2 separate regions of the Mus musculus genome follow, and region 1 is linked to region 2. Evidence: chromatin loops called from intact Hi-C (ENCODE). Cell type or tissue: heart. All regions are shown on one strand. Each heading gives the region's core, and the rest is flanking DNA. Links, peaks and the distances in the headings are about the cores only.

Evidence for each region. A loop is a pair of places that touch in the nucleus more often than their neighbours do. Peaks named below come from ENCODE experiments on the same cell type or tissue, not always from the same donor. Only the 100,000 strongest peaks of a DNase experiment are listed, where the experiment ranks them.
Region 1: it touches region 2 in a loop (7-fold over the local background); 6 of 42 quality-filtered maps call a loop at or near these places.

Annotation. Positions count from the first base shown.
Region 1 is chr5:54,793,249-54,800,855 of GRCm38, reverse strand. No RefSeq gene overlaps it. Among named protein-coding and RNA genes, the nearest start is that of Gm24235, 30 kb to the left of the region's middle. In heart, for the core only: a CTCF peak has its summit at 3,842 (motif pointing left); no DNase peak of the experiment used is centred there.
Region 2 is chr5:54,254,158-54,261,764 of GRCm38, reverse strand. No RefSeq gene overlaps it. Among named protein-coding and RNA genes, the nearest start is that of Gm10440, 92 kb to the left of the region's middle. In heart, for the core only: a CTCF peak has its summit at 3,497 (motif pointing left); no DNase peak of the experiment used is centred there; H3K27ac peaks cover 488 bases.

The DNA of each region.
Region 1 (7,607 bases), core at 999-5,998, 540 kb before region 2:
TGAGCTTGTTACTTCTGTAGATTAAAACAAAAAAGTTTGAGGATAAAGAGTCTTGCTAGGCAAGAAGGAGACACTTGAAAATATGAACAAAAGAAAAGAAAATAGTGGGTACCAGTCAAGCAACTTTAAAAATCCTTCAGTGAACTAAAATATCTCAGGCAGTATCACTGAGCGGCAGACCTTGTGGTGCAGTGATGGGTCCTCTTCTTGCCGTCTGTTATCTCTGTAACCAAAATGAACTAATGTATTAGGTAAAAGACCTTAAGATCCTAAGTCTCAGACATGGAACTTGAAAAGACAGATCAAGATTGTGAGAAGAAGTAAGGATGGCAGTTTACTCTTCTCTCTGGCTTTTATTGTGGTTTTGTTTGGTTGGGTTTTGTTGATGAATAGTAATCAGTTGAACAATATACTGCATGGCCCGATTTTCCCTGCCCAACCTATTTAAATATTAGTGCAGCAGGAGGACTGTGATTGGACAGGGAAAAGGGAGGCAGAGCTAAGGGTTGGAGAGGGTAGAGAGGAAGGGATAGAGGAGAAGCAAAGATGGAGGCTAACAGACAGGGAGAAGATCATGAACCAGCATGGCTTTAAATAGCCACAGGTAGATATGATATCATAAAGGATAGAATATTTGGGATAACTTGTCTAATCTAAGTGGACAGCTTATACCACTATCAATTAGCCCTGAAATTATTGTGTGGACATCTTGTGAATTGGGAATTTATTGATATATAAATCTGACTTGTTAATTATCAGCTTCTAGAGTTTTGTTTCTACTGGGTTGCTGAGTGTTGTGGCGGCTGACCGCAGGGTAGCTGGTCCTTGCATGAAGCTGGCGTGGCAGCGAAGGGAACTCAGGAGCTCTGGCCCTGCTCTGCCGGAGAGCTGGCCGGCAGAGAGAAGCTGGATGGAATACAGGAACTTGGCGGTTCGTTTTTAATATTTCCTGCAACAGTACTGCATTATAAACATTATCCCCTTATACTAACTTTGGCAAATGGAGTCATGTGTGTTGTATGATGTCAGTGCCATGAAAATCTGTGCTTTTTTTCTTTTTTTATTCAAAGCATATGAGTCAAAGATTTGAAATCTTTCCAGCTTTAAGGTGGTTCAACTCCCTTGGATTTCCAAATAGAGGAAAATAAAAAATAAATAAAAGTTTAAAAATCTAAACTATAGTTTCTTAAGGTTTTCCTTAATTTTAAATTAAAATACTATAAGCATTTAAAGTGTGGACTTGAATTTATTACTTAAATTAAATGTGAAAATAACTATGTTTTGTTAGAATTTACATTTACTACAATTTCAGACAGACTTGTATTAATTCAGACTTGTATAATTGTCTGCTTCCATTTTGAGCATCTCCATATCTCTTCCACACTTATTTGTAACATTCCAAAATTCCACAATGAAACCATTAGTTTACTGTATTTCCCTACCTTCAAAGCTAAGGAAAACTCTATTCCACATTAAACAATGTTTTTCAAACGACACATTAACTGTAAGAAACATTTCAAAACACAATTTATCTTATATAAAAAAAAACCATGTGCTGTTCTCTCACTGAATCCCTCAAAATTCTCCCTTACATTTCCCTCCAGATGGCCGATGATGTAACCTTTGTTGGCATCTTTCTAATTATACCACACTTACTAATATTCAATAAACACCACTGGTTTTGAGCTTCTTAAGCCATTCCATACACTTCTGTACTTTACCTAGAAACTATCTGAGCTTGTCTTCCAGCCACTTACCTTCCCTGGTCTTGTTTTATCTTAGGAGCCCTCTATAATCCTTCCAGATGCCCTACATGGCTCTCAGCAGAACCTTTCATAGAGGCATATGGTAACTTTCAGAATCTGTACTTATCTAGCATCTGTTCAGAGCTTCTCAAAATTCCTTATAGTGTTCTACGTAGTGTTGGCTAAAGTTTTTAGAAGAAGCTTTTTTTTTTCTAGTTTTCAGCACACTAATGAAACACTCAAATGTTTCTTCTCAGTGGATCCAGTACTTGAAGGTAATCAAGAGCTGACTTTACCTGGAGACATGTGGGAACACTGAAACTTTCTTCTTTTCCTAGCTGACTGAACACAGAGTGTCAACACTGATGTCTGAGAGATAGAGTACTCCTTTCTGGCTCTACTTATCAACTCATTTCTAGAGAGATGGAAACCTGAGATCTGTAACAACCATCTCTCTCTTTCTAATAGCTACCTTAAAAGGTATAGCCCTTATATAAAGTCCAGCTTTTCAAATTTCCAATAGGAAGTGACACAATTATTGGTCATTTAAATTAACATATGTGTTTTGGGTTTGCTTTTGTAACAATATTTCATTCCGTATCTTTCTAGGTTAGTGTCCAGTCTTTCAACACCTGTGTGAATATATCATCTATCCAAAATAAGAAACTAAAAGGCACCGGAACAACAACCAAAACAATTTCCAATTAAAATAGAGCCAAATTATATCAATAGAGACATATCCAACAAAGAAATTCAAATGCCCAAGAACTTTATATAAAAGACTGTGTCTCTTTCCATAGAGGCAAATATGGTTTTCTTCCAGTGCAATTTCCTGCATTCATCAAAGGTGTCTAACATCGAAAGCATCTCAGAAGTGCAGTAGAGAGGAAAACCTGCTGTCCTGAAAGAGTTAACGTAGCTCTCGGAGCACTTGTGTTTCTAACATGACTGGAAAACAGCAGAATCTGCTTTAGTCTTGAGGGTGCTGCAGTTTAGATCATCTCTTCACACATTTGTGAAGTACAGGATACAGCACGAAACACCGTTTGTCAAATTGTGTTCATTTGGGAGAAAGCAGTCCTGATGTTAGAACTCACTCCTAAAGTTTCTCTCCTGTCATTTCTGAGACTTCAAGACAGTCTCAGGACCAAATGCTGTCACTTTCATAGGCTGCTGCACCAGCCGCTCGCAATAAATCACACTTGTATCCAACTGCTTGAGGTGCACTTACTCACAGATGATACACATTTTATAATTCATGGCCAGCTTTACAGCCCTTCTGATTTGAACTAGGTCACAGAGAACTCTTAGAGTTTCAAAGCTCTGTGTTTTTTCTCCCCTATCAGGAAACCTTGTTATTTTTAGCACTGGAGGAAACTTTGGGGATGATACCGTGAAGTCCCTTCATTTTATAGATTAGTGTCTGAGACCTGGGAAGGTTAATTGATTTTCCCTAAGTCTCACAGCTAGTTAGTAGAAGCACCAATCCAAAGGCCCCCTCATCTTGTCTGTCAGACTACCTTTCTCCTCTACCAGAATATGCAAACCAGACGTCTGAAGTGCATTATTAAAAGATCATCTGCCCTACCCTTATTGGCTGGGTCAGCAATAAGATTATTAATTTTTTATCTCAGCCAGAGCTTCTATAAACTAGGAGATTTTCATCTGTCAGACTTAGTCTGGGATAACTATGCAGGAGGAAGTCATGTACAGACCGCAGGCACAGACTCACACACTGAAAGGTGTTTGCTGGACAGACTCTGCTCCAATCTACAGTCCAAATCTCCTGATATTAAAAAAGTGTTTCATCTTTTCAGCCAACATTTTCACAAAGCCAGTACACGGGCAGCCTGGTCAGAGCCTGAATAGCTCACTCCGGGAGGTGCCCACACTCTGACATCTGCATAACTGCCAAATGAATTTGCCATATGATAATGAATACAAAATGAATTAATAATGATATGTGAATCAGGAATACAATTTACAGTTCCTCAGACAAAACAGTGTTGTTTAAGCATGCAGCTGCACTAGCTACCTCCTCTAGGCCCCTGTCTATAGACTCCCGGTTGTCTTCTAGCACGCCACCGCCATCTACTGTTCTTCATTAGGTTGGCAACCTTTCTCAAAGCCAGCTTCATCTGTTTATGTCTTGTCTTTCTTACTGTATTACCAAATAATATGTGCAAGATTTGTTTATGGTTTACGATTCGTTTTCTGCTCCAGAGTGTGAATTCTTCTTCTTTCAGTTAATTTTGGTGAAAATAACTAAAATTCCTCCAGGGCAATAATACTTGACAGACTATTCAATCACACTAGACAATCCAAACACTGTATAATCCCATCTTTTATTCAGAGAAGTTCTCCCCTACTTAAAAAAAATATATAACAGCAGTACATACATTTCCCTTTTGCCACTTTTAACTATAATTTTTTTTGAAGTCTACTAGTTCACTCTGAAGCTTTCTGTAGATGTGCCCACACTGAATTCCACATTTCTAAACTCCTCAGGAACAGCCCTAGACTCCTAAGTTCTATTAGCTTTATTCTACCCATTCCGCAGTGGATATTTGCTGTTTGTTATGCACTGCATTGCCTAGGCTCGCAGCATCCAGCCTTTACTTCCGTGTGCCTGCATTGCTCGTGTTTGGAGCTAGAGAATGCTAAGAGAATTGAATTTCTGCGATCAGGCTGCTCTCTCTCTCGGTGGAGGAAAAATAAAACATAGGGAGAGTGAATTATGAGAGAAGGCAGGAAGGAAGGTGTGTGGAAATTCAGGTCAGACATAACTGCAGCTTCCCCTAGCCCAGGAGTGGGGAAGGTGGTGAGGAGAGGAGTTGGTGAAACTTAAGCAGGGCTAATAAGCATTTCTGAGGAGCAGAATACGAGGCAAGTGAAAGGGAAAAGACACAGATGTGACATTTGGATTTCGTTCCGCAATGCTGATTTAGACAGAAAGGCAGAAGTTGAGTTTTAGGACTTCAGATTTTCTACTTGGTAATCAAATAGCACTGTCAAGCCATGAGCATCTTCCTAATACACCGATTCCCTTTCCCATAGTGCCCTGTCCAGAGATACTATAAACTGCGGTGCTCTGCCTTCATTGTCCTTAGGATTAGAAAGATGAACACATGTTTGTCTAATATCAAGCTATGGAGAAGCCTAAATAAAATGCAAAAAGGCTAATTAAAGGACTGAAGCATCTCTACATTTATGTAAAACGTCTGGGAAAGCTGTAAGTCTGTTCACTCAGCACTAGATTTCATCAGAAAGCAAGCAGAAGCACTGTTATACGCAAATGCCCCTGATGTCTCTGGACACAGTTTATACTTGTGCTGTGACTGGGCTGACAGAGAGATGACTATAGTATTTGTATCACTCCTGTACACTGTGAGCCCTTGATCATCACATCTCTAAGCCCTTTCCCCTCACTCAAACTCCCAAAATCAGTGATGTGTGCAACTACAACTGGCTGTATATGTCACCATAACTCTCTCAGTCGACCACTCTAGTCTAACAGTCTGACTATGCAGTGGATAATAACAACATTGTATCATGTATTTCTTTACAACCAACTATGCTATAGGAACTTGCTTCATTTCTTTTCCGATTACGATTTACACAACCATGCCATCTTTAAAGGATTTGCTATGATTTGGGAAGAAGTGTTGTTGCCAAGTAACCATTCTCATCCAAAGATATGAGTTTGGTAGTATCTAGCAGAAAAGGAAAATAAAAATCCTGAAAGAATCTCTTCAAAGGAAACATTAAGCATAAGTTGTGCATGCCCAAGCTTGATTCCTTCTGATCAGATATATCTGTTTGCATTTTCAGACCTGATGTTGAGTTGAAACTGGAGGGATGTGGATAAGAGTCACTATGACCCTTTGAGTCACCACATATTATTCAAATATATCCACAGCAGTGTATCCAAAGCCTGATGATGCCTCTCATCTGTTTGTTTGAACAGATGTATTTACAAGTAAGAAAAGTAAGCTAAAATCAACTTTCATGTCCACAAATTTGGGGGAATAGTATGGTATGAGTAGAAAATGTTTTTAATTTCAGTACATCTGTTAATGGTGTTGGCTCAGTAGGTATACTCATGTACAGACCTTTCCTATCACACTCGCAGTCTCACCTCCTCCCCAGCCACTTCACCGAGCCATTGTTCATTCTTGTGTCTAAACTCGATGGCACCTGTCTGTCATCTTTGCTTCTTCAGATCATGACACCACTTTCATGTTTTTCTCTTCTTTCAGACAAATGGGACTGTTCAACAAATATTCATCATGGAAGTGGACGAAAAGAGCTTAATAAGCCTAAGAAAACCTTCACTATGTTAAAGACATTCAGTTCAAGCTCTGCATTGCACAGTACTGGTAAAAATCTCATCCTATGCTCAAAATACTCTGTGTGCTTCTTAGAATTTTTCTAATATTTTACTTTATTATGAGTGTGTATATGCATGCACATGCATGTTTATTTGTGTATGTTCCTCTTGCTTTGGCATAATGCCAAAGGGGAATTTTATGGCATTGGTACTTTTATTCTACATATGTGGGTCCCAGGAAATGTATTCCAGACACTATACTTGTAAGGCAGACGCCTTAACTGAAAAACTATCCCATGAGCCAGCTTTTAGGCATTTTTATTCTTAATGAATATAGCTAAATGAATATAGCTAAAGATTGTGCATAAGTGCAGGTGTCTCTGCATATGCCACAGCCAGTAGAGTGTCAATAAAGGCAAGTCAAGAAGGCAGGTCACTTAAACAAGACTCAATAGCTGGTTTTGGTTCAAGTTATCATACTGTGACCTATAATAGATTATTTTATTTATATTTATGCACAGTATAATTTGAGAAAAGGTTTTCTGGTGATAATTAACTCAATCCAGTGTGCAAAACAAAGCTCAAGATAACATGACATAGAAGCCCTTCATTAAGTGCAAGTATCATCTTCCAAAGGTGGATTCAATAGATGAACTGAGAAAACAGGATGGGAGAAGATGGCACTGTAGACTGCCTGAGGCAAGCCAGCTCAAGATAAGGAGGATTATAGTGAGAAGTTTGGTTTCATAAAAAAACAAACAAAAAAAAAACAGTTTTGTTATGTGAATATATTTTTGTTTTAATCTCAGGTGTGGGGTATGGGATGGCTTCAGTTTGTCCACAGCTGCTAACTATGATTGTCTCTGGCTCTAGGAGGGGTCTGTTTTTTGCCAGCTGCTGATAGTTTGTGTTTGCAATTCTGGGGACTCCTCAGAGAGTACAAATGTCATAGCCTGGGAGAGGAGCCAGAAAGTACTCAGAGAAGGAGGCTGCTGCCCCCCTTGCTGCTCCTTGTTGCTGTTGTTGCAGTTTGAAAAGAAGTTGGATATGTCTTCACTTATGAAGATTGGACCTGCCTGAGGAACCCAATGCCCTAATCAGCAGGAAGTAGTATATTTTGTTGGCTGAAGAAGGTCTCTAGCCCCTTTCCCCTCTAACCTTCTTTCTCTCTTACTTGGTGTTAAGGGGTGGAAAAGATTAGGGTGGAATAAGGGTTGGATGGGAGGTAGATATATAAAAAATCAATAATATAGCTACAAATACTGTGCCATCAGAGGATCCTGTATGGTCTGGCCACACAGATAGTGCAAAGATCACCAGGCTATTAACCAACACTGTTCCTAGCCTTCTTATATATCCCTCTCTTGGAAAAGACAACCTTGAGTGTTTAGCATTTGTAGTGCTTAACTGTGAGCACAAGAGCCTGCATGCCCCTGACACATATGCACTTAAATCATCATTCAAAAATGATACGTTAGAAATGAATACTTGCAAGGGAAAAGCTTTTCTGGATGATGCCATCCCTTATTTAT
Region 2 (7,607 bases), core at 1,427-6,426:
AGCATGTTAGTTAACCTTTCTAAGTCTTAAAGTCCTCATTTCTTTAAAAGCTTGTGTGTGTGTGGGGGGGGGGGGGGGGGATTGGAGATTTAGCTCAGTGCCTAGCAAGCACAGAGCCCTGGATTCAGTCCTCAACTCCTAAAAAGAAAAGAAAAGCAGGAAGGAGAAGGAGGAAAAGAGGGAAGAGGAGAGGGAGGGGGAGGGGAGGGGCAAGGGAAGGGAGAGCTGGGAGAGGAGGAGAAATGAAGGAAAGAAAGATGAGAGAGAAAGAGAGAGAAGGAGGGAGAGAGAGAGAGCAGCTTGTGTGAGGAAATAAGGGGAGGGGGGTACTCCTGGCACCAATAAACACTCCACACCTCAGCAGATGTTAGCAACTGGGAAATGGCTATGAAAATGATGGTCAGAAGGTGTCAGTAGACGTGGAATTTCAGTGTCAGTCACAGTTAAGTGCTGGTTCAGAAAACCCTGGCCTGGGAAATAGAGAAGGATGGCAAAGAGGGATAGAGAAGTGATGTGACCACTGAACACAAACCAAAGAACCAGTATCCCATCCATTTCAGGGATGAGAAAATGAGGCCCAAGGAAGTTTGGACATCATTTATCCAAAGTCACTTAGCAGGCAGGGAGGAGAGTTGGCTTCCCAATCTCCTTGAGTCTTCGAAATTCCAAATCCAGGGTCAATTTAACATCAAAGCCTCGTTGATAAGTCTAGCTGATCTTTCAACAGAGTTGAAATTCAATCATTATAGTGACCCATTCAGGCAGGCTTCACAAGGCAAAAAGATTGAAGTGCTATAAATTCTTGTTAATGGCCAATCAATCATGGCTGCCTTCTGTGCCCACATTATCACCATCTTTCATGTTGCACTCATACACACAGGCTTCCCCTCAGCCTTTCCCAGCAGCCAGAAGTCACTCTCAGATGATAACATTCAGCTCCATTGACATTATCAGGTAGCTGGTGACATTCAATTAGTGAAAGGCTGGGCTCTTCTATTAAAAACACTCCAGGAAAGATAGCTAGATCTCTACAAAATGACCACAAACTCGAGTGGCATTTATACTTGTGCTAAACTAAACAGAGCTTTAAGCTTTGACAACACTGGTAGCTTTGTATTATAGCTTCTAGTGTCCAAGCTAAGGGTCTCCTGATCCCATTGTTCATTGCCTGCCATGTTTATAACTTCCATGGGTTTACTTGAGATGTGCCAAGCTCTCAGAGCAAGAATTATTGTTGCTCTGTGAGAGCTAAAGTTATGTTTTACATTTTAATTACTGTGCCTAAGAGATTCGTAAAACAAAAATGCCTCTAACCTGTAAGCCCCTTGCCCAAGGAGGAAGTACTTTCTGAAATGCTGGAGGCTATTGTTTATATGAGATAACAAGCCGAATGCTTTTGCTTCCTTAAACAAGATTGTTTAACCCAACTGCTCCAAATATGCTTCATCATATGTAGGTGGAAGGTACATAGGCAGGAAACACATTATATGTGTGCTTTCTTATGATTGGACCTGGAGGGAAATATGACTTTCTTTTTCTAATGACTTTGCCTTTTCAAGCCTCTACAAAATGTGACTTGCCACCATTTTCTGGGAATCCCGGAATGAACCTAGCCAGAGTCCACCATCCTGATCAGTATTTGATTACCCTCCATGCAACGTCTTGTTTAGGACTTTGTATAAAAGGTGCTGACTCAGGGTAATCCACAGAGTGGGCTCTGAGTATCCTCAGGCTACTCCCTGCCTGTTTTACATCCCATGGTTGGGCATTTGATTTGAAGACCTAACAAGATAATATTCATAAGCAAGAACCCAGAGTTCACGAACACTTTTCTTGTTGAAGAACAACCTGTGTGCTTTAAAACTCATAAGGTCAGAATATGAGACTGTCCTCTTTAGAATTAAAGAGACCACTTTAAGAAGTCCAGAGTCAAGCAGGAGTTATTCAAGAATCCAATACTATGGTTTTTCCCTTTTTATCAATGTCCTGCCTCCTCACCTACAACATTTGGAAAATATTTTTATTACATCTGTAATGTACAGTGTATTTTTCTCTTGCTATCCATTACTCTAAACATACATTAGTATGATGCCATTTGCATGGCATTTATATTATATTAGCTATTAAGTAACCCAGAGATGACTTAAAGTATGCAGCAGGATAGTATAAGTTCCACGCAAACCTCTCCTATTCATACAAGGGACCTGAGCATTCTTAGGTGTTGGCATCCACAGGGGTCCTAGAGCCAATGCCATGCAGATCCTGGGGAACTAGATATTTTTTTAATGTGAATATAAAAAGCATCCTAACTTATTCTTTATCAACCCCCCTATATAACCTTCACATTAGAACCTAAGGGAATAAAAAAGACCTTAAAAATACAAATTAAATTAAATAGAAAATGTCAAATTACATGGGTAAAAAGGCTGAGGAATTCAACTGTGAAATGTTGGAAATCCTTTATGCTGTTTTCTTCTACATTCTCTCACCTCTTTACTCCTGCTATAGAAACAGGTCATCTCAAGCTACTTATATCAAAAGGCATGTAGTGGGGAAATAAATAAATCAAAAGGGGGTGGGAGGACAGGACACTTCATCAGAGTTACCAAAATTGGGGCATTTTTTACTATTTACATGAAAAATGCTGCATTTGCCTACAAGCCAAACTTGAAAGATACCCTCTGGGCTCGATGAACTTAACTCCTCTGTGACTGATGGAGAATTTCATTGAGGAGTGCCCCCAGAGAAGATTCATCTGGTCTCTGGTAGATTTCTCAGCAGCCAGTGGTGTTCAGCTACACCATGGGGTGTGTAAAATAAATAAAGGTTAAAGGATTATCAAAATGTGACCAACATCCGAGCTAACAGCACGCACCTTCGCGGGAGGGATATCAGTATTAAGGCAAAACACACTCGACTTTGGAAATGAATCTGTGGGAGACAGCTGTTCTGGACTTCTCCTCACTGGGGAACTGTTACAGAGAATCAGTTCAGAGTAGGTCCCCAGCAGCTGGCCCAGGCTCCTGGGGCTCCCTGAGACTTTCTGGCCCATCACCATTCACTTTTGTGTCTAGAAATCTAAAAGAGTATGGTATTTGAGCTCCTATATCCCCTTTGGAGGGGATTAGCCATGAAAACAACAGTGTTTGTGTAATGCTAGGATGAGGACTCCAGAAGGGGAAGTCTTTTATCTGTTGGTCTCTACTGGTAAGCACTGTAGGAGAGCAGGCAACACTGGGAGCAGACCTTTCTTAACCAGAGTTAACTGGCTAGACTTACTGTCTGCCAACCAGTTTGAAGAGCCTGGATTATCTTATTTAATCCATACACAATCCCATGGAGTCGCCCTTTTATTAACTGTAGTTTTCAAATAAGGAAACAATAGTGCAAAAGCAACTTGCCCAAGGTCATACAACTGAGAAATGGGGAAGCTTTGAGCTGGGCCCAGTTGGCTGGAGACACTCTCTTAACAGAAGTGCTACAGTGCCACCCTCTGGTCCTCATGGAGAAACATCCTTTGCCAATGAAATCCAGTACCATGGTATGTGTCCCCTGAAAATCTACTTGTTGAAAAGTAATCCCCAGATTATTTAAGACTGCTGGTCCTCCTACTGAATTGCCCTTCTCCTCAGCTTCTTTCAATCTTCCCTAATTCAACAGGAGGGGTCAGCTGCTTCTGTCCATTGGTTAGGTGCAAATAACTGCATCTGACTCTTTCAGCTGCTTCTTGGGTCTTTTGAAGGGCCGTCCTGATAGGTTCCTTTTTGTGAGCGCTCCATAGCCTCAGTAACAGTGTCAGGCCTTGGGACTTCCCCTTGAGCTGGATCCCACTTTGGGCCTCAAACACTGGATCACCAAACAGACAGCATTCATCAGCTGATATGAGGCCCCCAACACACATACAGTAGAGGACTTCCAGGTCTGTGTTCTTTCAGAGATGACGCACCTAACCCTAAAGAAACTGGAAGTCCCATGGAGTTTAGAAGTCAGGTGGGGTAGGGGGTGGGGGGTGGGACATCCATGTGGAGACAGGGGTGTGGGGAGGAGGTGTGGAATGTGGAGCAGTCAGAAGATGAATAGGAAGGTATGGGGAATGGAATATGAAGTATAAAAATGAATTATAGATAAAATTACATTTAAAAAACACAAAAAATAAGAAAAGAAAAGCAATGCCCAGGGGGGAGAATATCTGGGGAATGGAGTATTGGGAGGTAATTAGGTCAGAAGGTTATGGCCCCCGAGAGTGGCAATAACGTACTTACAGTAGAGGCTTCAGCTAGGACCTCCTGAAAGGAGGCATTACATTGGGAAACCAAGCCCACAGATGAGGACGTGGACTCCCTCTGGTTACTAAATGAACAGGTGCCTTGAACCTGACCTTCCCAGACTGTGGGTCTCTGAAAAGTGAAGTTTTGTGGTCTAAGCCCCTTCGTTGATGGGACTTCCTTGTAACACCCAGAACAGCATAAGTGCCAATCATATTATCTAAGCTTAATCAAAACTTAAGCCTGTGGAATGAAAGAGCTCATTAGAGAGGATGAATACTGACTTCATTTGAATGTGAACATTTGGAAGTTACACACCAGGCAGGAATGAACCTTGAAATTGGGCACTATGTAACCAACAAATCCTAGAGGATACAGAATACAAAGGTAAGAGAAAAGAAAAACAAACAAACAACAAACAGAAGCTTTAATGGCAATGGCACAAAATCCAAATATAGTTTCAAAATAAATAGTACTGTATATACAAGCAATATTATACAAATCATAATCATGTATTTAGAAATATATATGTGAATATACATATGTTGAATAACAATTAATGGGGGGAAAGGCCATGAATTTAAAAGAGCAGAGAGAAGCAGATGGGAGGGTTTGGAGAATAGGGAAGAGAAGTGGGAAATGATGTAGCTATATTTTAACCTAAAAAAATAAAAAATAAATATAATTTAAATGGTACTATAGTCAGATCCTGTCAGCAGCTACATCTGTTGGCCTGGTTCTTCTACAGATGTCCCTGTCTCTCTTTCTCTTCTGGAAACAAGGCCTCTAGTATGGCTACTTCTGATGGTGTCATCCAAGACTTCAAGAATATAAAGGTGTGGCAGCCCTCAAAGCCAGAAGTGAAGGCACTCAAGAAGGTCATGCTGTTCTCTCTCAAAACAGGAACAACATCCTGGAGGAGAGCAGGAAGATCCTGGTAAGATACCCAGGCCAGATTGCAGAGGACCATTACATCACCTCAGCCAAGATGCTGGCAGACAAGGGCTGCAGCTGTGCTCTCTATGGTACAAGTTAGAGACCAAAGAGAACAAGAAGAGGAGCCCTGGTGCTCATCTTCTAGGCACTTGATAATTTGTATCCCCCAAGAGCAGGTCTGGGGCTGCTAGACACCTAATGCTCTATGCAGCTCCAAGGATGCCATCAGGATGAGGATACTGGAAATCATGCATGAATTATAAGCAAAGTGCTATGAAGAGGTCAAGGACCACTGGACACTGGCAGAAAAACTAGGAGGCAATACTGGTAACCCCTTGGGGAGCAAGTCTTTGTGAGCCACCTCTGTCCCCCTACCTGGAGCATCTAGTAGTCTCAGACCTGCTCTTGGGGATACAAGCTGCCTCTTCCCTGCCATACTGGAGGCGATGGGGGATCCCTGTGGGGGGAAGAGCAACTCCTTCACCCCAGTTGCCAAACACTCCTCCACACCCACTCCCCAGACCATCTTTTCTCCATCCTTGACAAACTGCCACTGATCTTCTAATTCCTCTTGGGTTTAAGCATAACAATTCCCCTCTGTGGCACACAGTTTTAGGGAGCCTTATTTCTTAACAACCCCCCTACTACTCATCTCTCCTATCCCATGCTGCCAACATTTAACAGCAATATAACTGAACTTGTCTGTTTAGTTCTGTGTGTAAATGGAAAGTTATCTCAGACAGCTGGGTGTCCTCCCTTCCCTCCTGTTCTTGGCCACTTCTGAAAGCAGGACCACTAAGAGACCTTCAGTGTAAACAATTTCTGGACCACACTGGCCCATGCCTTTAAGTCCAGCACTTTGGAAAGTAGAGGCAGGCAAATCTCTAAGTATGAGGCTATCCTGGTCTACAGATCAAGTTCCAGGACAGCCAGGGCTAGACAGAGAGACTATCTCAGGAGGAAAAAAAAAAAGAAGAAAATTTTAAAAATAAATGGTAGTTCCTTCAGTGACTTAGTGTTTTATAGTAAGACCGTGGTGGAGTCTTTGTGGAGATCATGATTCTTACAGTTAAAGCGCCACTTAATTTTTCTCATTTTCCTCTGTCATCAAGTCCACTTAGAGCTAAATTTGTACATTCTGACTTTAAGTGGTAGTATGCCATACATACACTTAACCCTGTTCTTTCATTATGCTTTAATCACACTTTAGCTACTTTTCCCCAACAGTTGTATATGACTTTATTAAAGAATCCAAAGGAAAATATCAGAAATGATATTCACTGATGCCGATGTTGTTTGTTTCTGGAAGGTAGCATTTGGCAAACTATTCTAAGTGTTAATAATCATTATTATAACCCTTGCTATAATTAGAGAGTCATTTGTTTAACAGTCACATACATGGGGCCAGACATGGAGGTGCGTGCTTTTAATCCCAGCACTCAGATGGCAGAGGCAGACGTAATTCTCTGAATTCAAGGCCAGTAAGGCCAGCTCGCTCTACAATCTACATAGTGAGTTCTAGGACAGCAAGAGCTATGTAGGGAGACAGTATGAAACATATACACACATGTGTGCATGCGCGCACACACGCACACCCACACACAATCACATACATAACTAACATTTATATGACAAGAACTGTTCGTGGCACCGAACATGGTAGCCCACATCTAGAATCCAGTCAGAGCCACATGAGGGCCTGCAGAAGAGGCCAATGAGGATAGAAAAGGTGCTCAAAGGTTCTAAGGCACCAAGGATAGACGGAGCCCTACAGCACGTGGTGGCTTCTAGTACAGAGCTTTTGACTGAGAACCAAGTGTTTAGTAAGGTGGATGGCACATTAACTCCCCATAGTACAACAAATTGAAAATGATCAAATTCGCACTTGGAGTTCATTTTCCGTGCAACTGCCCTACTGCCACCAGCCTTACTTAACAACTTCTGCAGTCTTATGTCATATTTCTTGTACTCAGATTTGAGGTAACCTCCCAGAACAGCGATTGCTCAAGTGGGGCATGTTAAATACTTGCTTGACTAAGCTAATGGCAATGTTGAAAGTTTTATTGACATTAAACCCTTTCAAAATTATCTGGCAACCCAGCTAAAAGCATATATCCTGTGCGAATCTCCTTCATTAATGAGGCAATTAATCGTGAGAATTAGCAAACTTCACTGAGAACTAAGTTTGTTGCTGTGAAAACACAGCTCCGGGCCTCTAACGAAATCCCTAGTCAAGAAAGCAGCACCTCAGAATAGAGGAAGCCGAAAGTGATTGACAGCTCTGGTTATTGATTTTGGATTTTGAGAACAACTCCCAGGGGGCTGGTATCAGCGAGGCAGAGGCAGAATTTGATGAGGCAGATGGGACCCTGAGGGAAAACCTCGTAAGGCAGAGAGTGGAAGTGC